2 separate regions of the Homo sapiens genome follow, and region 1 is linked to region 2. A link is an interaction called in ENCODE POLR2A ChIA-PET data of the cell type or tissue named here. Cell type or tissue: PC-3. All regions are shown on one strand. Links, peaks and the distances in the headings refer to the core of each region. The heading gives the core; the rest is flanking DNA.

Region 1 (16,843 bases), core at 5,683-13,682, 79 kb after region 2:
TAGCGTCCTGAGTAGCTGGGATTACAGGTGTGTGCTACTGCGCCCAGCTAATTTTTGTATTTTCAGTAGAGATGGGGTTTCACCATGTTGGCCAGGCTGGTCTCGAAACTCCTGACCTCAAGTGATCCTCCTGCCTCGGCCTCCCAAAGTGCTGGGATTGCGGGCGGGAGCCCGTGCTTCGCTCATTATCTAGTGTCTTTCTATCCCTTTGTCTATTCATCCAATTTTTTTAAATATGGAATTTTTTTATGGAGGTGAAATTTACATTCAGTTAACCCTTTTAAAGTGTACAGGTTGGTGGTATTTAGCGCATTATTTCAATCTCTTTGATTATAGACATCCTAGTGGGTGGGAAGCAGGACCTCATTGTGGTTTTGATTTGCATTTCCCTGATGACTAATGATGTTGAGTATCTTTTTACGTGTTTGTTGGCCATTTGCATATCATCTTTGGAGAAATGCGTAAGTTCTTTACCCACTTTTTAATTGGATTGTTTGCCTTTCATCAGTCCAATTTTTTAAAAAAGTATGTTCTGTTTTTTGTTTTATGTGGCTGGGATCATAACACGTGCACATTTTATAGCTGGTACTTTTTGCTGAACATGTAAGATTAGCATTTTTCATGCTAGGTGCAGTGGCTCACACCCATAATCCCAGCATTTTGGGAGGCTGAGTCAGGAGGATCACTTGAGCCCAGGAGTTTGAGACAAGCCTGGGCAATATAGAAAGACCCTATCTCTAAAAAAAAAAAAAAAAAAAAGTAGTCCCAGCTACTCAGGGGGCTGAAGTGGGAGGATCACTTGAACCCAGGAGGTTGAGGCTTTAGTGAGCCATGATCACCCTACTGCATCTCAGCCTGGGCGACAGAGACCCTGTCTCAAAAAAGATGAGCATTTTCTGTGTGACTGGAGACTTTTGAAGAGTGGCTGGGCATTTTTTGAAATCCTGGGTCATGCTCCTTTTCCCTTGGGCTGTCTCGGGTTCCCAGGCCCTGCCTGGGCAGTGGGGTAGAAGCCAGTGCTGGGCAGGGCTGGCCACAGCTCAGGTCCATCCTCTCTTCCTCCCTCTCCGTCCCACATGGACCTCCCGGCTCCCTGCAGAGGTCCCCAGCATGCAGGATGTGCACACCCCTGCCAGCAACCCCTGGATGCCGTTGGGCCCTCAGGAGTCCCCTGCCTCAGGTGAGAGCCTGGTCCCGTCCCCCACTCAGAGCCCTGTAGTTTTTGTGTCTGAGTGGATGGTACATGGGGGTGTGGGGGTCACAGTTGGGTGCAGCCATGGTGGAAGGGAGAATGGTCCAGGGGACGGAGGAAGGTGGGTCCAACGTGGACAGGGGTGGAGGGGAGGAGCCAGGTGGACGCACTGTGTGTCTTTTGCTTCTTCTTTCTAGACTCCAGAGGCCAGTGGTGGGCAGCCCAGGAACACCCCTCAGCCAGGGGTGACCACAGGGGAGAACGAGGTGACCCCAGGGGCGACCAAGGCACCCACCTGTCAGCCCTGGGCCCCGCTCCCTCTCTGCAGCAGCCCCCATACCAGCAACCCCTGCGGTCGGGCTCAGGGCCCCACGACTGCAGACACAGTCCTCACGGGTGCTGCCCCGATGGCCACACGGCATCTCTCGGGCCTCAGTGGCAAGGCTGCCCTGGGGCCCCCTGTCAGCAGAGCAGGTGGGTGCTGGAGACAGGTCTTCCTCCTCCCCCGTCAAAGAGGGAAGGTGGGACCCCGTGGGTGGGCCAACATCTCTGATCAGAAGAGGGCTGGGGTGGGTGTGCAGAGCTCAGGAATAGGATGCCCAAGCTTTCCTCCCTGGGCTGCCCTGAGCATGAGATCTTGGGGACTTGGCTTCCTGTGGCTGAGTTTCTTGATGTGCCAAGTGGGGACACAAACCCCCACCTTACTGCAGAGTGTCAGCGTGTGGAAACACAGCCTGAGACTCCGAGAAGGCTCTGGGTGCGATTCTAGCTCTCAGATCTAACCAGGCTCAGGGAACTCACGGTAAAGGCTAGACGAGGGCCAACCAACTCCTCACAATCTTCCTAACAGCCCCGGCCACTCCCGCCTTATGGAATGGGTCCGAGTCATCCCACTCCTGCCAGGTGCCCTCCCTCTGCCCCTCCTCCTTCTATGGCCTGCCCTGAACGCATCCCCAGTGTGCTGTCTCAGAGACCAGGTGCTTCTGGGCCCAGACTTTGTGGCCAGTAGCCTGGGGGCAGTTCCCAGCTCAGACACTCACCGGCTATGTGCTGGGTGACTTGGGCCACGTGACTTAACCTCTCTGATTTTGGGTTCCTCTTCTGAGAAATGGGAATGATGACAATCGTGATGGGGTTCCTGTGAGGGTGAAGTGCATCACAGCATGCCTGGCACAGAGAGGGCGCCGGGCACCCTCCCTCCTTTCACCTTGCCTCGTGGCACCTGGTGGGTGGGTGTGGAGTAAATGGTGGGTTCCTTTGAACCCCCTCTTCTGCCCTGTCTCCCATCTGCTGCTGTTTTGTAACCCCCGCTGTGAACTGACATTTGGTCAGGCTCAGATGAACATCCCCCTTCTTTGTTTTGTGGGCTGTGCAACTGAGGCTCTGCCAGTTATGAGGGGTACAGCCACCATTTATTGTGTTACGGCTGCCCTCCCTGGTAGCTGCTAAGAGTCGGTGGATTTAGGCAGAGATTGCGGCACACAAAATGGCCTGCCCTGCACACGGGGACACGTCCTCTCCCCCCCAGGTCCCCACCCTGTCAGCCCCCACCATGGGGAGCCTCAGAGCCTGGGTCCTGGGATGCAGGGAGCGTGGGGGCAGGCTGGGCAGTGAGGGGCTGTGTGATGTCTGCCTAGGTACGGGTGCTGCCCTGACAGGGTATCTGTCGCTGAGGGGCCCCATCACGCTGGCTGCACAAAGTCGTATGGTGGTGACAGCACCGGGGGCATGCCCAGGTCAAGGGCAGTGGCTTCTACAGTAAGTGTCTGGCCTGGGGGAGGGGAGCAGGGGGCCAGCCCGTGAGCCTGCTCAGTGTCACTGTGACCCAGGATCTTTGCCGCTTTGGCCTCGGAGAAAGGAGGTCCCTGCAAATCTGCTGGCCTGGGTCATCCTCTGGAGGGCACCGGGCTTCAAAGATGGGCCTGGGGTGGATCAGGGGTTTCATCCAACATTCTCCTGGCCTCTGGTCTCCCCTGGGCTGGGGTTCTGGCCCCTCCTTCCTGCCATCCTCCCCGTGGCAGCCCAGAGTCCCCAACAATGGCCAGATCCACTGCCCACTTCCCAATCATGGGTTTCCTCCCCAGGTCCACAACACCCACCAGCCCCAGGCCCAGCAGAATGAGCCCAGTGAGTGCCGGGGCTCCCAGTTTGGCTGTTGCTATGACAACGTGGCCACTGCAGCCGGTCCTCTTGGGGAAGGCTGTGTGGGCCAGCCCAGCCATGGTGAGTGGACACCCCCTCTCCTCCTTCTCGATGGGTAGACTCTGCTCCCACCATGCCTCCAGCCCCCACCCAGGACCAAAGACCTTCCTACCAGCTCAGTTATTCATTCATTCCTACCACAAATGTTGATTGCCTGCTAGGTGCCAGGCCAGAGAGCAGTGCCAGAGTGTTCTCGCATCCAGCAGTTTGAACCTGTGGCCTTCTGGCTGCTTCTGGGAACTGGGGAGGGTGGGAGGTGGGGATCCCAAGGGCCTGGGAGGCAGTCTCGTGCTTGGGAGTCAGCCCCTTCTGAGGCAGAGCCAGTGCAGGGCAGTTAGTGCCGGGATGGGCAGGGGTGCCCTGACCCTGCCTGGAATGTGGGTGGAGTAGCAGGAGCTGAGTGCTGGAGGGAGGGTAGGGGTCAGGGAGGTCTTTGAGGTTGCAGCCCTGGATGAATGAGTAGAGCTGCTGGGAACCATCACGAGGACCTCAAAAGCCGGGCTAGGGCTGTGGTCAGGGCTCGCAGGAGGCACCCATGGTCATGTCTAAATGTGGAGAGATGGGTCAGGCCATGCTGGCGAGGGCTGCTGGAATGGCAGGCTGGGTGCTGGAGGTGGGCTCAGTGGCCAGTCAGTGCAGCATCCTGGGGACAAGGGCATGCCCTTGCTGGGCATCTTCACACGCCCTGGGTGGCTCAGGTCTGTGTCCCTATCACAAGCTAAGCAGGCAGGGTCACCCTCTGGGCTCACTTTGCATGTGACTTCAGGTGGTCTGGTGGCAGGGAAGGCCAAAGGTCCAAGGGAGCCGGCCCAGGGAGCCCTGGCCCTGACCTCCCAGAGGCTCTAGCTCTGTGGGTGAAGGCTGCTGTGGCACCAGCCGGGGGCAGGTCTGCACAGTGGACAGACTCTGGTGGAAGCATCCTGGATCCCAGGGCCAGGTCAGGCCCCCAGACAGGGGTGTAGACATGCTTTATAAGTGGGGAAGGGCCTGCTTCCTGAGTCGGAGGCTGAGAGGATGGAGGGTGCAGCTTTAGTACTGGGCACCTCAGTGACTTATATCACACCCATGCCCTGCAGCCTACCCCGTGCGGTGCCTGCTGCCCAGTGCCCATGGCTCTTGCGCAGACTGGGCTGCCCGCTGGTACTTCGTTGCCTCTGTGGGCCAATGTAACCGCTTCTGGTATGGCGGCTGCCATGGCAATGCCAATAACTTTGCCTCGGAGCAAGAGTGCATGAGCAGCTGCCAGGGATCTCTCCATGGGCCCCGTCGTCCCCAGCCTGGGGCTTCTGGAAGGAGCACCCACACGGATGGTGGCGGCAGCAGTCCTGCAGGCGAGCAGGAACCCAGCCAGCACAGGACAGGGGCCGCGGTGCAGAGAAAGCCCTGGCCTTCTGGTGGTCTCTGGCGGCAAGACCAACAGCCTGGGCCAGGGGAGGCCCCCCACACCCAGGCCTTTGGAGAATGGCCATGGGGGCAGGAGCTTGGGTCCAGGGCCCCTGGACTGGGTGGAGATGCCGGATCACCAGCGCCACCCTTCCACAGCTCCTCCTACAGGTGAGGCCCACCTTCCCCAGGTGAGGGGGTTAGGACGCCCAGACAAGGAGCATGCCAGTTGGAGCTAAACCCCTGAAGTCAGCCGGCCCTCCCTCCCCATCCCTAACTTCTGTTTCTCCCGAGAGCCCTGCCTGGTGGGCCTTGTTGCCATCATTCTACAGATGGAGAAGCTGGGGCTTCAGAGACTTGAGGCTACTCTGATGTCTAATAGACATCTGTGCAGATGGTGGCTCCGGGGTTCTCCATCAGATCTCGCCAGTATACCCCGGGGCCTGTCTGGCTGGAAAAGTTTATTGGCTTCGTGACCTTTGGCAAGTCACCCAACTTCTCCAAGCCTCAGTTTCTTGACCTGTAAAATGGTGGCATTACCTTCTGCCCTGTATACCTCACAGGTGTGGGTTCTGGTCAAGATGACTCCTGGGACTGGATCATATTAATGAAGGATTTGGGAAGGTTAAAAACAAAATTAAAAGCGTTGTGTTCCACATGGGTCGAGCGTGTAGTTTAGCCCCCACATGAACCTGGTGTGTGCCGTCCCTCCCGACCTCTCCCCACCCCTTGGGCTTTGCACCTACCTTGTTGCTGCTACAAGAACAGGTTGAGGCAGTGATGCTTGGGGGAGCCGGGGGCAGGTTGGGGAGGGTAGATTCCTGAATCCATGGGCTTCTGGGGCTCTGCCTCCCATAGGGACCCTCTAGCCCCAAAAGTGCCTGTGACAGGATGGGCCCCAAGCTGTCTGTCATGGAACACACTGCTTAGGGTGGTTCTGGTCCTGGCGCTCATGCCAGTCAGCAGATCTCACTTCCCACCTCTCCAGGATTAGCTTGGCAGGTGTGGAGCCCTCGTTGGTGCAGGCAGCCCTGGGGCAGTTGGTGCGGCTCTCCTGCTCAGACGACACTGCCCCGGAATCCCAGGCTGCCTGGCAGAAAGATGGCCAGCCCATCTCCTCTGACAGGTGGGTGAGAGTCCCCCCACCTCCTCTGACAGGTGTGACAGCCCCCCTACCTTCCCTGACAGGTGTGTGTGACAGCTCCCCCACCTCCTCTGATAGGTGTGACAGACCCCCTCCTCCTTTGACAGGTGTGTGTGACAGCCCCCCTACCCCCTCTGACAGGTGTGTGTGACGGCCCCCCGACCTCCTCTGACAGGTGTGTGTGACAGCCCCCCGACCTCCTCTGACAGGTTCACGTGACAGCTCCCTCCACCTCCGCTGACAGGTGTGTGTGACAGCCTCCCCTGAAGCATATTCCCCCAGCCTCACTTGGGGTGGGAGGGTGCTCTGTAGACTCTGGTCCCCTCTGGCACGAGCACCGAGGCGGAGGGAAGACTCACTGTTGCCCTTGGGAGCCCAGAGCTCATGTCCTCCCACACCACCCCACTCAGGCACAGGCTGCAGTTCGACGGATCCCTGATCATCCACCCCCTGCAGGCAGAGGACGCGGGCACCTACAGCTGTGGCAGCACCCGGCCAGGCCGCGACTCCCAGAAGATCCAACTTCGCATCATAGGTCTCTGTCCCCACCCCATCCACCAGTGCGTTCTCAGGGGCCCGAGTGGGAAGGCCAGGATGGGGAGCCTGACCGAGGGCTGCCTCACGCTAGAGGGGCCCAGGGTGTCTCTCTGAGTCAATTCCTCCTGCTGGCAGGGACCACCCTGTGGCCCTCATTTCTCCGTAAGTCCCTGCTGGTCTCATGGCCCGCCCTTCCTTCCACTCCCTTTTCCTCACAGCTCACACCTTGTTTCTCCTGGCCTCATGACAGGGGGTGACATGGCCGTGCTGTCTGAGGCTGAGCTGAGCCGCTTCCCTCAGCCCAGGGACCCAGCTCAGGACTTTGGCCAAGCGGGGGCTGCTGGGCCCCTGGGGGCCATCCCCTCTTCACACCCACAGCCTGCAAACAGGTAAGAACTCAGCAATGCCATCTTGCCCTCCCCCACGCCAGGGCCAGGGCCGGGGGTCTCAGTGGATAAGGAGGGGAACGTCTGCTGTGACCAGGCCTTGCCAGCCCCTGCTCAGGGCTCTGGGAGGCCAGGCCTAGAAAAACAGGGCTCCCAGAGCTGGGCCTCTTGAGGAAGAAGCTTCTGGGAACGGTGCAGTTCTACAGGCTCAGGACTCAGGAACTGAGGAAGGGAAGGGCACACACAGCTAGAGGGCCTGAGCCGGCTTCTTTGAGGAGCGTCTTGAGCTGGCCTTGAGGAATGGTTCAGTTTACAGAGGGGGTGTGGAGGACCGGAGGGGGTGCCCAACTCAAAGACCTAGTGGCAAATGTGCAGGGTGGGGGGTGACAGATGGGGATCCTGGCTGGTGGGTGTGTCTGGCCAGCTGTGGTGGAGGGGCAGGGAGTGGTAGTGGCGGGGAGGCAGCTTTAGACTTCACCCCAGGTAGTTATTGACCATTTCCTAACCAGAACAAGGCAGGGGATTTTAGGAAGCTGAATCTGGCTGGAGAGGGAGAAGGGGCCACCAGGCTTGTGCAGAGGTGCCCATGGGAGTAGGCGGGGGCAACGGCAAGGGCCCCTCATGCTGTGGGCTGCTTGTTTGGCAGGCTGCGTTTGGACCAGAACCAGCCCCGGGTGGTGGATGCCAGTCCAGGCCAGCGGATCCGGATGACCTGCCGTGCCGAAGGCTTCCCGCCCCCAGCCATCGAGTGGCAGAGAGATGGGCAGCCTGTCTCTTCTCCCAGGTTTATTTGACTCCTCTCCCCTTCCTCCTATTCTGCCTCCAGCCCCACCTTATCCTATGGAGGCCACCGGGGAAGGGAGCTGCTAGCGCATGGTCATGGCCAGTCCTGAGCCGGACTCCAGGGCCTCTTGAGAGATGGAGCAGCTGGGCAAAGGGCTCCTTGGGTTGGCTAACATTTGAGTCTCTGGGCCTTTCCAGAATGTGGTTAGTGGACAGAAATAAGAGGCCAGCTAACAGAGGTGATGACGGAAGAAGAAAATGGAGTCAGAACACATTCCCAGCTATAACCATAATGGCTACCCTTTACTGAGCAGGCACTGAGTATGAGGCTTGTGCTCTATCACGTGACCTGCAAAAAAGCCATATTGAGCAGGTGCTGTTTTCCCCCCATTTTACACACAGAAGCTTAACATCACACAGCTTATAAGCAGCAGAACCAGTATTTGAGCCCATTAAATGAGTATAGCAAAAACTAGAAACCCAAACCGAAATTTTGTATCAGAAAACTTGAAATGGTTTATACAGTTAAGCTTAAAAGCCAGACATTTTCGGCCAGTCGCAGTGGCTCACGCCTGTAATCCCAGCACTATAGGAGGCCGAGACGGGGGTGGATCACGAGGTCAGGAGTTCAAGACCAGCCTGTCCAAGATGCTGAAACCCCATCTCTACTAAAAATACAAAAATAGCCAGGCGTGGTGGCACATGCCTGTAATCCCAGCTACTCGGGAGGCTGAGGGAGAATTGCTTGAACCTGGGTGGCAGAGGTTGCAGTGAGCTGAGATCGCACCACCGAAAGCGCCAGCAGCTGCAGGTGTAAAGTCTGAGGCCAAATGGTCCTTCTGTCAGACCCCACCAAACACTAGGGGATGCTTAGCCTCTCACCAGGGACCTAGAAGACCTTGTGTTCCCTCCCTGACCCCATGCTCGAGGGACGGAGCTGGAGGAGAGGGGAGGCTCCTTGGGCTGGAGCCAACTGGCTGTACTTGGTCCCCAGACACCAGCTGCAGCCTGATGGCTCCCTGGTCATTAGCCGAGTGGCTGTAGAAGATGGCGGCTTCTACACCTGTGTCGCTTTCAATGGGCAGGACCGAGACCAGCGATGGGTCCAGCTCAGAGTTCTGGGTAAAGTGGCAGTCCTGAGTGGCCTTTGAGGTCAGGTGGCATGGGTAGGGCAGGATCTTCATAGTGGCTGACAATGACTTGTCCTTGTGCCCAGGGGAGCTGACAATCTCAGGACTGCCCCCTACTGTGACAGTGCCAGAGGGTGATACGGCCAGGCTATTGTGTGTGGTAGCAGGAGAAAGTGTGAACATCAGGTGGTCCAGGTAAAGGCTCTATTCCAAGTTGTCCCTGTCCCCAGACCTTCACAACCTCAGGTGTGGGTGTCCACCTTTCTGCCAGGGATGTCACTGTCACCACTGCTTCCATTCCGGCTTCCAGGCCTGGTGCCAGGGGAGAGGGCTGCAGCACCCTCATCCCTACAGAGCAAAGCTCTGTAGGGCCACTGGCTCTCTGCTGGTTGGGCTACACTAAGGTTTCCTAACCTCAGCACTGCTGACAGTTTGGAGCTGGTAAGTTTTGGTTGCTGAGGGCTGTCCTGTGCTTTGCAGGATGTTTAGCAGCATCCAGGGCATCTACCCACTAGATGCCAGGGGCACCCTCCCCAAAGTCATGACAATAAAGAATGGCTCCAGACCCACTGCCAAATGTCCCCTGGTGGCAAAATCTCTCCTGGAGCTGTGAACCACTGGACTACACTCAGCTTTGGGGACTTTGGTGGTCTTTTACCCTAGATCAATTGGTTTTATATTTGTCCATTCATTTAGCAGCCATTTTTTGCCTCCTCCTTCCCTGTAATGTGTCAGGACTAGGCTAGGTTCTGGGGATCCTGGGGTCACCTGAGCCCCCAGAGTACTCCCGGGCAGATGGCCCAGTGTCCCAGGAGCTCCAGATGTGTTTTGTTGCAACTGCTGTCTGTGCACAGAGGAGTGTCAAGGAAGAGGGCCAGGAAATGACTTTGGCTGCACCTTAATAGCTAAGGATGGCAAAGGATGTTCTTGGTAGAGGAAGCAGCAAGTGCCAAAGGTGGGCATTTGAGAAAGGACACCAGGATAGGAACCGGCCTGTGCACTGGCTGGGAGAGGTGACGCGATTGCGGAGGGCATCTGTGTCTTGTGTGGCCTTGAGCCCAGGGAAGGCGGTGGGAGCCGCTAGAGGTGTCCCCACTGGTGTGCTCAGTCCAGCCATCCCCTGATCAGCCTGTCAGGCCTGCTTCTCCATGTTGGCCTCTCCTGGATCTTTCCAGCAGCAAACATGCATAGAACTCCCCTCTTCACAACCACCTTCCATTGAGCCTCTATGTCCCTGCAGACCCTATGCTGACATAGTGTCCCCTTTACAGCTGTCCATGTTGGTTGCCTCTGCCTGTTCATCTCCCTACTCACTTCTCAGGGCCTGCAGTGGGGCCGCATGTCAGCCCCTGTTCCAGGACACTGTCCTGGCCAAGGTCACTGCCTCTCTCCCTAACTCCACTGGACACCTTGCAGTCTTTACGTGACCTGTAGTGTCGTTCTGCTTGCCGTATGCTCCTTCTTGAAATTCTCCCTTCCCTCTGCTCCAGGAACTACTGTCTTCTGCTGTGCCTCAGGGCCTGTCCTTGGTTTCTCCCCGTGTGACTTGGACCACCTCATAGACATGCACTTCGCTGCGTCAGTGCGATGCTGACACACTATCTGGGTCTGGACTCTTGAGCTCCAGACTTCAAATCTGAGGCCTCCTGCTATCTCACAGGCACCCCAAATTTGAAATAGCAGAAAACAACCTCGCCATTCACCCCAGCCTTGGATCTCCCAAGGTTGGAGGGGCACCATCATCACCCAGTAACCCAACCTAGAAACCTTGGTCATTCTTGATTTCTCCCTGTCCTCCACCTGTTTGCTCTCAAGGGGTGGGAACGGTTGGCTCTGGAATGGCCTTTGATTACCTCTTCCCTCTGTCTCCCAGACCTCCAGAGGCCCTTGATGGCTCTCCCAGTGTCCTCTCTCCTCCAGGAACGGGCTACCTGTGCAGGCTGATGGCCACCGTGTCCACCAGTCCCCAGATGGCACGCTGCTCATTTACAACTTGCGGGCCAGGGATGAGGGCTCCTACACGTGCAGTGCCTACCAGGGGAGCCAGGCAGTCAGCCGCAGCACCGAGGTGAAGGTGGTCTCACCAGGTAGGAAAGGTCTATATCCGGGGATGGGAAGGACATTCCCCAGTAGATTTACTGGTTCTCAAGGGCTGGCTCTGCAGTCTGAGGGACTCTGGTTTGAATCCTGGCTCACCCTGCCAGTTGCTGGTAGTGTGACTTGGGGCAAGGGGCTTACCTTCCTGAGCCTCATTTTCCTCCCGTCTACAGTGGGGCTGCTCCACCACCTGAGAGGGCTGTAGTGGAGATGAAGGAAATGATGCTCTGCTGGGCCCCTGGAGATAGCTTAATAGACATTAATGCATGCAGGACATTCAGACTCACCGATTTTGAGACATATGACTGACTGGAATTTCATTATAAAACTTAAAACTTAAGGCAGACCACTAAAATCTGTCCACTCTAATCCACTCTAAACCACTAAAATCTGGCCACTTTATGGCCGTTTGACCATATAACCCAGAAAGGAAAGGGCAGGGATTATCATCACCATTTTACAAATGAGACAGGTATGCAGAGAGCGTAAGTGGTGTTTCCACCGGTCACACCGCAAATGTGGCCTACCTGGGACTAGAGCCCATGTCTTTTGACTCCCCATGTTTTTTTTTTTTTACCCCCACGAAATTACTATACTTGTACCTAAGTGGAATCTTACTTGCATCATTTGATATTTGATATTGTAGCCTTACCTCCTCTAGCTACTACTCTATCATACTTCAACAAATCCAAATTGCCTGTAAGATGCATTATTTTTGTACCAAGAAAAAAATGCTGCCAGTGAAACGACACAATTCTGATACCATCAATTAGGATGCAAACCAACTTGAGAGATGTGAAAATAAGTGCATATCAGAACTGATGAAACAGATTGTGGTTCAGAGTTCACACTTACAAGAGATATGTTCAAATAAGCAGGAGGGAAAGGGGGACAGGGCTTTGCTCGTCCCCCAGCCTGTGCTTCCTTGTGTCCTTGGTTCTTGTTCACGGAGGGACTGAAGACAGAGTGGTACCTCGGGCCAAGCTGCCAATTCTCACAGGCCTGATACAGACCTTGGGGGAGTATGCCAGGCTCGGAGGTGCCAGGGCCCTTCCTGCCTGGTCTTCTGGGCATTCCTGACAATCAGGGCTGCAGCGCCATGCCAGGAGCACGGTTACACTCAGAGGGGCAGGCCTGGCTGCTTCCTGGCTGCCAGGCTGAGGGTGGAGACTGGCCAGTACTAGAAGTTGAAGGTCTGGCTGAAATGTTGCTTTGTGAGTGGGACTGACTTGTCGGCTTCCTGTCTATGATCTCTTTAGAGATCGCCTCCCCAGGGCCCAGCTCAGTGCTTGGCATCACTAGGTGCTCATGTTGTGGCTGGAAATGTTGTCCAGCGGCTTTTTTCTCACCTGTTGCTCGGCGAGCGGGAGGGAGGGTTACAGGGTTCCTTCCTGCCGCTTCGCCAGCCCGCCGCCTTGACCTCTGTCCGGGGCCTCGCTCGGCCCACCGTCTCGCTCCGCCCACTTGGCCGGGCAGGCTGCGCTCCGCTGACCCGGATCCCGCACTCGTGGCGGCCCCGCGCTCAGCGCACGGCACAGGCGGCTTCCGCACTGGGTGCTAACGTATAGACAAGGGGAACATGGTGGCGCCCGAAAACTCGGAGATGCCAGCAACCGCGGAGCCCCAAGGGGGTGTTACAGGGACAAATGTTCCCGCCGCTCGCAGCTCGGTGAACGGGAGCGTTAAAACTCGTTCTTCCCTCCATTCCCTCCTGCTCACCCAGCTACAAAAGCCGCGACACTCAGATACATGGTGACTAAGTGCCTGCCTGCACAATGATGGAGTTACATTGGCGAAAGCACCACACTCCAGGGACTACTTTTCACCTGTATCATGTCCAGAAAATTGACCTTGTCTACATAATAACCAAATCAAGGCTGTGTGACAAAGCAAAATGCAGATTCACAGTGAGAGAACTGTCAAGAGGACCTAGACATTATGTTTGCGATTAGCTCCAGATGGGATTACATGGAAAACCAAACTACAATGAGAAACTTGCCTGATACCTGGTCACCACGCTGAAATGGCCTGAGATGTGTGTCCCAGATGGGACAGACATGGCCTCAGTCTGGCCACTCTCCTCCGGTCCTCTGCTGGCTGCTCTCACCTGTTCATTTTTTGTTGGGTCATACGGTGTGCGGCTGCCTGACCCTGCCCTACTCATGGTTGGGTGGCACATTGAATTTCAGTGTTAGCACCAGGGTAGGAGGCCTTGGGGTGGTCAGGCTGAGGTAAAAGGGACATAGCTCTACTGGGAGGACTTCTCAACATCGCTGTGAAGTAGGTTGCTGTTGCTGTTATTAGTCCCATTTCACAGATGAAGAAATGTGCATAAAGGGCTTAAGCAACTTGCCCAGAGTTACCCAGCTGGCAAGTGGCAGAGCCCGGATTGAGCCCGGGCAGTATGGGTCCAGAGCTGGTGTGCTTAATCACTATGCTGAGTTCCCACTATGATGGGTCTTGGGCTGTACCAGCTCAGAGTTGATACCAAAGTTACAGATTTTTAGAAACAATATGCATTAATGGCTTTGTTATCTATATAAATTTAGGTAGGTAATAGTCTGGTTATACCAATATACCAAACGTTTGTAAGGTTGTTCGCTGCTAGGTACAGTCTTTTAGTGGTATTTTGTGAGTAAACAAGGGGAGAGAGAAAGATAAGCTTTCTCTGGCTGCTTGAGGTCTGACTTCAGGGAAGGTACCACTCTGGTCTAAGTCAGCTGAGTTTTAAGAACCCCTTCCAGAAGAGAGATGAAGCAGTAGAATGAAATTTTTTTTTTTTTTTTAAGACAGAATCTTGCTCTGTCACCCAGGCTGGAGTGCAGTGGTGTGGTCTCAGCTCACTGTAACCTCTGCCTCCTGGGTTCAAGCGATTCTTCTGCCTCAGCTTCCCGAGTAGCTGGGACTACAGGGGCACGCCACCATGCCTGGCTAATTTTTGCATTTTTAGTAGAGATGGGGTTTCACCATATTGGCCAGGCTGGTCTCAAACTCCTGACCTCGTGATCCGCCCGCCTTGGCCTCCCAAAGTGCTGGGATTACAGGCATGAGCCACCACACCCAGCTGAATGAAACTTAATAGGGAGTTATGAGATACAGACGTTCCTAGTAAATTCAGAGGGAGAGAAAACAAGGGCTTTGCTTTGTTCTCAGTGTAGTTAGTATTAGAGCCACCGTTAACAGGACTGTTTTCCTATTACCTTGTCTAATATGCATTGCTTCCTCTGGGGAAAGTGAAAAACTGGAAGGATGAGGACCCAGGTGACTAAGATAAGCTGGTGATATTGAAGGGACAAAACTTTGATGGTTGGAGGAACCCAGCAGAGAAAGGGAAAAGATAAGAGCTCTTGCTAACTCAAAATTTTACTTGGGGCTGATCCTACCTGCTCTCCCAATCCAGAGGCAAGAACAGTTGTCATTTAGTAATTCAGGTCTCAAACATAAGGAGTTAACTTCAAGAGATGTTTAATTATCCAGTCAATAAATATTTGGGAGTCTAGGAAGAGCTATTCAGTGGGCTGAGGCCACAAATAATAATGGGAGGACCACTGCATGTTGAAGTGAGGCCAAGAAACAGGTAGAAATCATCATCCCTCATAGAGTTTGTACGTATGGTTAAAAGGTTACAGGGTAAGTGCACTTCGTTTTCAATCTGGCAGTTATAATGCTGTGTTCCTTTGAAGGAAATGAAATGGCAGGTGAGAATTTTCAGCATACACAGAGCTTCCTCACCACCTTCTCTCTCCCCTGTCGTTCTGCAGCACCCACCGCCCAGCCCAGGGACCCTGGCAGGGACTGCGTCGACCAGCCAGAGCTGGCCAACTGTGATTTGATCCTGCAGGCCCAGCTTTGTGGCAATGAGTATTACTCCAGCTTCTGCTGTGCCAGCTGTTCACGTTTCCAGCCTCACGCTCAGCCCATCTGGCAGTAGGGATGAAGGCTAGTTCCAGCCCCAGTCCAAAATAGTTCATAGGGCTAGGGAGAAAGGAAGATGGACTCTTGGCTTCCTCTCTCTGGCTGGCAAAGGGAGTTATCTTCTGGAATACATTAGCTCTTTCAAAAACCCACCCAGTGTTTAGCCTCAACGGCAGCCAGTTACCAGCTTCTCTCTGTAGCCTTCAGCAGTGTTTGCATCTCTGACATAACCACAGGCTGCTGTTTTCAAGAAGAGCAATCTGTTTGGATAAGAAAAACCTTTACTTTACAGCTTCCCTTTATAATTTGTTACACAGGAATAGTTAAATGCATTTGTTTGTTTGTTTTTTGAGACAGAGTTTCACTCTTGTTGCCCAGGCTGGAGGGCAATGGCGCGATCTCAGCTCACTGCAACCTCCGTCTCCTGGGTTCTTGATTCTCCTGTGTCAGCCTTCTGAGTAGCTAGGATTACAGATGCCTATCACCATGCCTGGGTAATTTTTGTATTTTTAGTTGAGATGGGGTTTCACCATGTTGGCCAGGCTGGTCTCGAACTTCTGACCTCAGATGATCTGCCCGCCTCAGCCTCCCAAAGTGCTGGGATTACAGGCATGAGCCACCACGCCCAGCCATCAATGCATTTTTTTTATTTTTTTTTTGAGACAGAGTTTCGCACTTCTTGCCCAGGCTGGAGTACAATGGTGCGATCTTGGCTCACTGCAACCTCCACCTCCTGGGTTCAAGCGCTTCTCCAGCCTCAGCCTCCTGAGTAGCTGGGATTACAGGTATGTGCCACCATGCCTGGCTAATTTTGTATTTTTAGTAGAGACGGGGTTTCTCCATGTTGGTCAGACTGGTCTTGAACTCCCGACCTCAGGTAATCCGCCCGCCTCGGCCTCCCAAAATGCTGGGATTAGAGGTGTGAGCCACTGTGCCCAGCCCATCAATGTGTTTTAAAGCTAGCTGTCAGGGTTCCACTTAATTTAAAGCTGGGCAGGGAGATGTGTAATGATTTCAAAGTTAACACCTGTTTGTTTTCTAAAGGGCATGCCAAGTCCTGCTGTATCAGGGAAGTATTCTGTGCTAAAATCAGCGATGGTTCATTGCTCTAGTCTCTCTCACCCTTCTAGGCAGTGCATCAGTCAGCTCTAAATCTGGTGCAGAGGGTTAACAGCATAACCCTTGTTGGCAAAATGGAATAGATGTTAAGACCTCAAATAGGGATTTGGGATGAAACAGCTGCAGTTAGCACTGTTATCTGAGCATGAAAGAACTGGAAACGCTCCTTACGTCGAGATGTTGGACCTTGAAGCCCTCCTGAGGCCAACATGCAAATCTGGCTGTGACGGTTCATCTGACACCTGTGTAAAGCTGACCAGCCTGCTCTGTACAGTGACAATGAGGAGCCCCTCTCTTCCTTAAGTAGGAATCTGTGAAGCAAAATGTTTGCTGCCAAAGACAAATCAGACTGTCAGTCATTAAAAACAGCATTAGCAGGATGAGGATAGCAATGGGGAAGGGTTGTGGGCAATGCAGTAACAGGGAAATGGCTTCAGAAATGGTTTGAGTTGGAAGACAACATTCTTCATCTCTCAGGACTTCTAATTCCTTGATGCTAAAAGAAGAGGCATGGATTCTATGAGCTTCCAAGTCCCTTTCCACTTTAACCTTCTACAAATCTTTCAGAGGACTGCCTAGTAGCAAAGGTTATTCCTGGACACAGGAAAGACGGGCATTACAGGGACCAAAGCTCTGAAAGGTGACTTTTATTACCAACACACTGGCTGGAAAAGGGACAAACCACATCACGGGTGAGTGATACTTCTCAGTCTTCTCTACTCATTCAACAAAGGAAATGTGGGCTGGGGCAGAGGTCTTTTTTCATTTAATACTGGAAAAATATTGAAGAGCATCCATGTTCACTTATGGCTGGTTTTGCTATAGAAATTGGAAAATAAAGGCCACTTTTTTGAAATCCCCAGTTTAATTAAACCAGATTTTGGCCTATTGGTATAAACACATCAGAAGGTAAGTTTGAGGTTAGCTAGCAGCTAACTAGTTCTAATAGAACCAG
Region 2 (8,000 bases), core at 1-8,000:
CCGGGCAGAGGTGCTCCTCACTTCCTAGGTGGGATGGCGGCCGGGCGGAGACGCTCCTCACTTTCCAGACTGGGCAGCCAGGCAGAGGGGCTCCTCACATCCCAGATGATGGGCGGCCAGGCAGAGACGCTCCTCACTTCCCAGACGGGGTGGCGGCCGGGCAGAGGCTACAATCTCGGCACTTTGGGAGGCCAAGGCAGGCGGCTGGGAGGTGGAGGTTGTAGCGAGCCGAGATCACGCCACTGCACTCCAGCCTGGGCACCATTGAGCACTGAGTGAACGAGACTCCGTCTGCAATCCCGGCACCTCGGGAGGCCGAGGCTGGTGGATCACTTGCGGTTAGGGGCTGGAGACCGGCCTGGCCAACACAGCGAAACCCCGTCTCCACCAAAACCAGTCAGGCGTGGCGGCGTGAGTCTGCAATCGCAGGCACTCGGCAGGCTGAGTCAGGAGAATCAGGCAGGGAGGTTGCAGTGAGCCGAGATGGCAGCAGTACAGTCCAGCTTCGGCTCAGCATGAGAGGGAGACCGTGGAAAGAGAGGGAGAGGGAGACCGTGGGGAGAGAGAGGGAGAGGGAGAGGGAGAGCGCTTAAAACAATTTTTAAGATGTATTTCTTTTCTCATAGTTCCAGAGGCCAGAAGTCCCAAGTCAAGGGTTGGAAGCAATTTTTGTATTTTTAGTAGAGATGGGGTTCACCATATTGGCCAGGCTGGTCTTGAACTCCTGGCCTCATGATCCGCCTGCCGTGGCCTCCCAAAGTGCTGGGATTACAGGCATGAGTCACTGCGCCCGATCTCTCAGTTTACTTTGATATGTATTAATAATAACAAAGACTAATGGATGAGGAGCTAGACAGAAATTTTATAAACCAAGTACTGCAAAATATGAATGGTAGACTCTAGGTGATATATGGGTGTTCACTGTAAAATTAATTAAATTTTGCTGTGTGTTCGAACATTTTTGTAACAAAATGTTGGAAAATTTTTGTGGAAGAACACCAGAAACAACTTTGTTGTATCTGGATATAATTTAGAATATTCAAATGTTGGCTAGGTGCGGTGGCAACCTGTAATCCTAGCACTTTGGGAGGCCAAGGCAGGTGGATCACCTCAGGTCGGGAGTTCGAGACCAGCCTGACCAACATGGAGAAACTGTGTCTCTACTAAAAATACAGAATTAGCCAGGTGTGGTGGCACATGTCTGTAATCCCAGCTACTTGGGGGGCTGAGGCAGGAGAATTGCTTGAACCCTGGAGGCGGAGGTTGCGGTGAGCCGAGATTGCGCCATTGCACTCCATTCTGGGCAACAAGAGCGAAACTCCGTCTCAGAAAAAAAAAAAGAATATTCAAATGTCCAAGGAGTACCAATATCTAGGTAAAGCCATTCTGTTGGCCTTTGCCAAATTGTACTATTTTATAAAGTTGTTTTAAAGAGAGATGTGGGCCGGGCATAGTGGTGCACATCTGTAATCTCAGCACTTTGGGAGTCTGAGGCGGGCGGATCACTTGAGGTCAGGAATTTGAGACCAGCCTGGGCAACATGGCGAAACCCTGTCTCTACTAAAAATACAAAAATTAGCCTAGCGTGGTGGCGCGCACGCGTGGTTCCACCTACTCAGGAGGCTTAAGCACGAGAATTGCTTGAACCCAGGAGGCAGAGGTTGTGGTGAGCTGAGATCGTGCCACTGCACTCCAGTCTGGGCGACAAAGTGAGACCCTGTCTCAAAAAAGAAAAAAAAAATCTGTACTTTTTAAGGGTTGTGGGACCTGTTAATTATATTGAAATGCTTTCTTTTCTAGGTCATCCATGCCTGGCTTATTATATCATCTCTATTGTTGCTGTTCTTTTTTTCATTCATTTACTTGGGGTAAGTTGTGAAATTTTTGGTCTGTCTTTCAGAATTAACTACCTTTGTGCTGTGTAGCTATCATTTAAAGCCATGTACTTTGTTGATGAATTACTCTGAAGTTTTAATTGTTTCCACATATAGGTCATACTTGGTATATAAAAGACTAGTCAGTATTACTAATTGAGACATTCTTCTGTTGCTCCTTGCTTATAATAAGTAGAACTGAAAGAACTTAAGACTACAGTTAATTCTAAGCCTTTTTGAAGATTATATAGTCTTCTAGTAGAAGTCTGTGCATCAGAATGTTTTAAGAAAGGGTTTTAAGAATGTATAAAAACCAAAATAATTGATTTTCATACTTCTATATTGTTTTTTATCAGTGACTCTTTTTTCTTTCAAATGAAATCTTATATGAAATTTTCATATATAATATAGAAAAAAGTGGATCTAGTCTGTCAAAGAGAATAGTGAAGCTCAGAGATGTGCCAGCCTGGCCTTTTTCTCAGCTCAAGTGGCAGAATACAGTTTGTAAACAATTGCACTAGCTCTTAAATTCGAAGAGGCAGTCAAACTAATAAATAAATTGGAGAGTTATTTCTTTGGTAGAGGATTAAGGGAAATAACCACAGACAGAAGAAGCAAATATGAGAATCTATGTGAAATGGATGATATTCTAGAAAAAAAATTATCAAAACTGACCCCTAAAGAGAGAATATCTAAACAGAGTAAAGAAGAGGTACAGAAAGTTACTGAAGAAGTTTCCACCCCACCTGCACAAATAACAATAGTACCAGGCCCCAGTGGATTAATGGGGAAATTCTGTTAAACCTTTAAGGAATGGTAACTCTAATACTAAGTGTTCCGAACATATAAAAAGAAAAAAAGCTTCCAGATTAATTTTATGAAGCCAGCATAACATTAATAACTAAAGCCCTGCAAGTTATCAAGTAAAAGAAAACTATTGGTCGGTTATATTTATTGATTTCAAAAGCATAACAGAATATTAAGAGAATTCAGCAATAGATGAAAAGAATAATACTTTTTTTTTTTGAGTCTCACGCTGTTGCCCAGGCTGGAGTGCAGTGGCATGATCTCGGCTCACTGCAACCCCCACCTCCTGGATTCAAGCGATTCTCCTGCCTCAGCCCCCTGAGTAACCGGGACTACAGGTGCGCACCACCATGCCCAGCTAATTTTTGCATTTTTAGTAGAGACAGAGTTTCACCATGTTGGCCAGGATGGTCTCGATCTCCTGACCTCGTGATCCGCCCGCCTTGGCCTCCCAAAGTGCTGGAATTAACAGGCCTGAGCCACCGCACCCTGCCATAATAATACATTTGACCAAGTGGAGTTTGTTTGCAGAATCGTTCATTATAAGTTGCCATATTACTAGATCATCATCTCTGTATGTGCTAAAAGGCATTTGATAAGATTCCTGTTCTTGATCAGATTCCTTAATAAATAGACGGGGTCGGGTGTGGTGGCTCATGTTTATAATCTCAATACTCTGGGAGGCTAAGGTAGGAGGATAGCTTGAGGTTGAAAGTTGGATACCAACCTGCGCAACATAACAAGACTTTGCCTCTACAAAAAATAAATTAGCCAGTTGTGGTGTGTGCATGTAGTTCTAGCTGCATGGGAGACTAAGGCGGGAGGATGGCTTCAGCCCAGGAATTCAAGGCTGCAGTGAGCTATGATTGCACCACTGCACCCCAGGCTGGGTGACTCAGTCTCTAAAAATAAATAAATAACTAAATCTCTAACATTATAAAATGTATGCATCTCATTCTAAAGGCCAATGTCATCCTCATAGGGAAGCTAGAAGCTTGCCTATTAAGGTCAGGAATGAGATGGAGGTTTTCTTTTCTTTCTTTTGTTTGTTTGTTTTTTGTTTTGTTTTTTCTGAGATAGAGTCTCACTCTGTCATCCAGGCTGGAGTGCAATGGTGTGATCTCGGCTCACAGGAACTTCTGCCTCCTGGGTTCAAGCGATTCTCCTGCATCAAGGCCTCCCAAGTAGCTGGGATTACAGGCACCTGCCACTATGCCCGGCTAATTTTTGCATTTTTAGTAGAGCAGGGGTTTCACCATGTTGGCCAGGCTGTTCTCAAACTCTTGACCTCAGGTGATCCACCTGCCTCCGCCTCCCAAAATGCTGGGATTACAGGCGTGAGCCACTGTGCCTGGCTGAGATGAAGGTTTTCTTTATCACCAATTATCTAGCATTGCTCTGGAGGGACTAGCAAACACAATTAAACAGGAGAAAGAAATACGAACTATATAATTTGGAAAAGAAGGTTAAATTACCAATATTTGGAGATAAAATGATTGTTTACTTTGTTTTAGAACTAACTGAAAACCAATTCAAATTACTAAGTAAGTTTGGTAAGGCAATTAATTGATTACAAAATTAAACAAAAGTCCCCTGTCTGGGTGCCGTGGCTCATGCCTGTAATCCCAGCACTTTGGGAGGCCGAGGCGGGTGGTTCACCTGAGGTTAGGAGTTTGAGACCAGCCTGGCCAACGTGGTGAAAACCCACCTCTACTAAAAATACAAAAAATTAGCCGGGCGTGGTGGTGGGTGCCTGTAATTCCAGCTACTCTGGAGGCTGAGGCAGGAGAGTGGCGTGAACCTGGGAGATGGAGGTTGCTGTGAGCCGAGATCGCACCATTGCACTCCCACCTGGGCAACAAGAGTGAAACTCCATTTCAAAAAAATAAAGTGAAAACACAAATCAATAACCTTCACATAAACAACTAGTTAGAAAACATAATAAAAGGATAAGTCCCATTTATGATAGCAGCAAAAAAGATTAAATATCTACGAGTAAACAAGAATTGTGCAAGCCCTGGACACTGGTGAAGCAGAGATGCCAGCTGAGGTCCTGCCCCCAGCTCCCCTTAAGCTGAGCAGTGTGGAGAACATCTTGCACAGGCTGCTGACTGCCTTCCAAGAAGCCCTTGACCTTTACCATGTGTTGGTCTCCCTTGACCGGGTGGGCACTGAGCAGTAGCAGGTGTAGACTGAGCTGGCCTCTAACTTCCTTTGGATCCACAGCCAGTTGTAGGCCAACAACGGGGTGGAGGGGTCTGATGTGGCTCCAGGCCCTCTCCAGCTCAGGTTACCCCTCCTTATGTACATTGTACTCAGAGCTGCTAGTGCAGGCTGTGCAGAGGAAGGCAGGGGACACTGAGGTCCAGCAGTCCCTGCTCCTGCTTCTGAAGAAATAGATATTTTAAGTGAATAAACTGACAGCTTAGAGGGGTAAAAAAGATAATATGCAAGATCTATTGAGAATTTTAAGGCTGGGTGTGGTGGCTCACACTTGTAATCTCACCTATTTGGGAGGCCGAGGTGGGAGGATCCTTTGAGCCCAGGGGTTCTAGACCATCCTGGGCAACATGGTTGAAACTCCATCTCTACAAAAAATACAAAACTTAGCCAGGCGTGGTGGTGCATGCCTGTAGCCCCAGCTGCTTGGGAGGCTGAGTCAGGAGGATCACTTGAGCCAAGGACTTTGGGGCTGCAGTGAACTGTGGTTGTGCCCTCTATCCAGGGTGACAGTCAGACCTTGTCTCTATTTAAAAAAAAAAAAAAAAAAAATTAAAATATGCTATCATTTGTGTCAAGTAGAAAAGTATATATATGACATGTATAGACTTTCTGGAAGGATGTACATGAAATTAATAGTAGTGCTTTCCAATCAGGCACGGTGGCTCACACCTGTAATCTCAACATTTTTGGAGGTGGAGACAGGAGGACTGCTTGAGCCTAGGAGTTCATAGCCAGCCTGGGCAACATAGCAAGACCCCATCTCAAGAAAAAGTAGTGCTTTCCTCTAAAGAGGGGAACCATGGGGCACAGTGGGGAGAAAACCTACTTTTCACAGTATCTGTTGTGAATTTTATATCTTATTCATGTGTTACCTGGCCAAAGATTAATAAATAGATTGTTTTTGTTTTTGTTTTTTAGTTTGAGGATACTGGAAATGCTTAATATAAATATCTACATCGTCCAGAAATTTCAATGTTTACTCTATTTTGGAATTTCAAAGTGGGAGAGGAATCATCTTTTTGGATGGTACCTGAAACTGAAAGTTTATGCCTAAAGGCGTGCTTGCTTTCTCCTCAGTTACCTCAGGCATCTTCTACAGTTGCAATCTCTTTGTTGTTAGATGGTGGATTTTGCCTCCCCAGAATTAAAATAGCATTTTCTTCATTATAAAAATACTTAACATTCATTGTTTTTTTAAAAAAGACATTATATAAGATTATAAAGAAGAAAAATGACCAGATTCCCACCACCTAAAGATAAGTCCTGTCATCCTTTCAGGAATTAATATATCAATTTCTCATCTACTCTTCTCTCACACTACTTTGCATAAATGGGATCATAAATGGGATCCTATATTTTTTCAAGCAACAGTGTGTTATGCCTATACTCCATGTTTATATGTGTGTATTAAAAAATGTATTTGTATATATGTGTATGTATAAGTGTGTGTGTGTGTATGATGATTCTTCTCCCGCTTTGAAGGTGAAAGAAAGCACACCTTTATTTAAGCATAAACTTTGGGTTTCAGATACTGTCTGGAAAAATGATTTATCTCCCACTTTGAAATTCCAAAATACGTACATATATTTTTTTTTTCTTTTCTTTTTTAGTTTTAGGGTCTTGCTGTGTTGCCCAGGCTGGAGTGCAGTAGTGTGATCATAGCTCACACAGCCTCTAACTCCCAGGCTCAAGCTATCTTCCTGCCCCAGCCTCCTGAGTAGCTGGGACTGCAGGCATGTGCCATCAACTTTAGCTAATTTTAAAATTTTTTTGTAGTGATAGAGTCTCACTGTGTTGCCCAGGCTCGTCTGGAATTCCTGGCCTCAAGTGATCCTCTCACCTCAGCCTCCCAAATTGCTGGGATTAGAGTGTGAGCCACTGTGCCTAGCCTGCATATATCTATTTTTAATGACTGCTAAATCTCATTGTATGAAAATTTATGTCCTAGCTATAAAATTTGTTAGCACATGTTTAATTTTTTCTAATTTCAGATGTTTTAAACTAATATTTCCCAAAGTATAGTATGGCATTTTAGGTATGATATGATCTTTTTTCCTCTTCGTACTCATTTTTATAGTTATGGCCTGTGCAACTGGTTTCCCATTTATATGAATGATACAGAGCTTCCTATTAAGAAAAAGTTCAGCTTGGGAAAAAAAAAGTGAATTGTTCAACTTGAGGGAAAAAAGTGAATTAATTGGCCAGGCACCGTGGCTCATGCTTGTAATCCCAGCACTTTGGGAGGCTGAGACGGGTGGATTGCTTGAACCCAGGAGTTTTAGACCAACCTGGGCAACATGTTGAAACCCTATCTGTACAAAAAAAATTAGAAAAATTAGCTGGGCATAGTGGCACACACCTGTTGTCCCAGCTACTTAGGAGGCTGAGCTGGGAAGACCACCTGATCTCCGGAGGTAAAGACTGCAGTGAGCCGTGATTGCACCACTTTACTCCAGCCTGGGCAACAAAATGAGACCCTGGCTCAAAAACAAAAACAAAAACAAAAAAAGAGTAAATTAATTTAAAGGGAAGTATTAAATAAATAATAGCACAGTTGATATAGGTTATGGTAAAATTATAAAGGTGGGATATTAATATCTAATGTTTGGGAGCCATCACATTATTCTAAATAATGTTTTGGTGAAAATTATTGTACATCTTTTAAAATCTGTGTAATTTTTTTTCAGGGAAGTGTTTAAAACCTATAACGTTGCTGTGGACTACATTACTGTTGCACTCCTGATCTGGAATTTTGGTGTGGTGGGAATGATTTCCATTCACTGGAAAGGTCCACTTCGACTCCAGCAGGCATATCTCATTATGATTAGTGCCCTCATGGCCCTGGTGTTTATCAAGTACCTCCCTGAATGGACTGCGTGGCTCATCTTGGCTGTGATTTCAGTATATGGTAAAACCCAAGACTGATAATTTGTTTGTCACAGGAATGCCCCACTGGAGTGTTTTCTTTCCTCATCTCTTTATCTTGATTTAGAGAAAATGGTAACGTGTACATCCCATAACTCTTCAGTAAATCATTAATTAGCTATAGTAACTTTTTCATTTGAAGATTTCGGCTGGGCATGGTAGCTCATGCCT

Evidence for each region. ChIA-PET counts read pairs that join two places held together with the same protein. Peaks named below come from ENCODE experiments on the same cell type or tissue, not always from the same donor. Only the 100,000 strongest peaks of a DNase experiment are listed, where the experiment ranks them.
Region 1: POLR2A ChIA-PET joins it to region 2 with 5 read pairs; 3 of 35 experiments call an interaction of 5 or more read pairs at or near these places.

Annotation. Positions count from the first base shown.
Region 1 is chr14:73,257,880-73,274,722 of GRCh38, forward strand. It overlaps PAPLN (papilin, proteoglycan like sulfated glycoprotein), which reads left to right. Exons shown (of 27, transcript NM_001365906.3): 15 at 1,100-1,180; 16 at 1,390-1,666; 17 at 2,830-2,950; 18 at 3,277-3,415; 19 at 4,471-4,948; 20 at 5,766-5,903; 21 at 6,332-6,456; 22 at 6,709-6,847; 23 at 7,491-7,628; 24 at 8,622-8,749; 25 at 8,844-8,952; 26 at 10,678-10,844; 27 at 14,616-16,744. The coding sequence ends at 14,785. Among named protein-coding and RNA genes, the nearest start is that of PAPLN-AS1, 20 kb to the left of the region's middle. RefSeq lists enhancers at 1,022-1,709, 1,710-2,395. In PC-3, for the core only: a CTCF peak has its summit at 8,889 (motif pointing left); no DNase peak of the experiment used is centred there; H3K4me3 peaks cover 766 bases.
Region 2 is chr14:73,185,053-73,193,052 of GRCh38, forward strand. PSEN1 (presenilin 1) reads left to right here. Exons shown (of 12, transcript NM_000021.4): 6 at 1,801-1,868; 7 at 7,592-7,812. Among named protein-coding and RNA genes, the nearest start is that of PAPLN, 48 kb to the right of the region's middle. RefSeq lists an enhancer at 90-708. In PC-3, for the core only: no CTCF peak of the experiment used is centred there; a DNase peak (open chromatin) is centred at 3,549.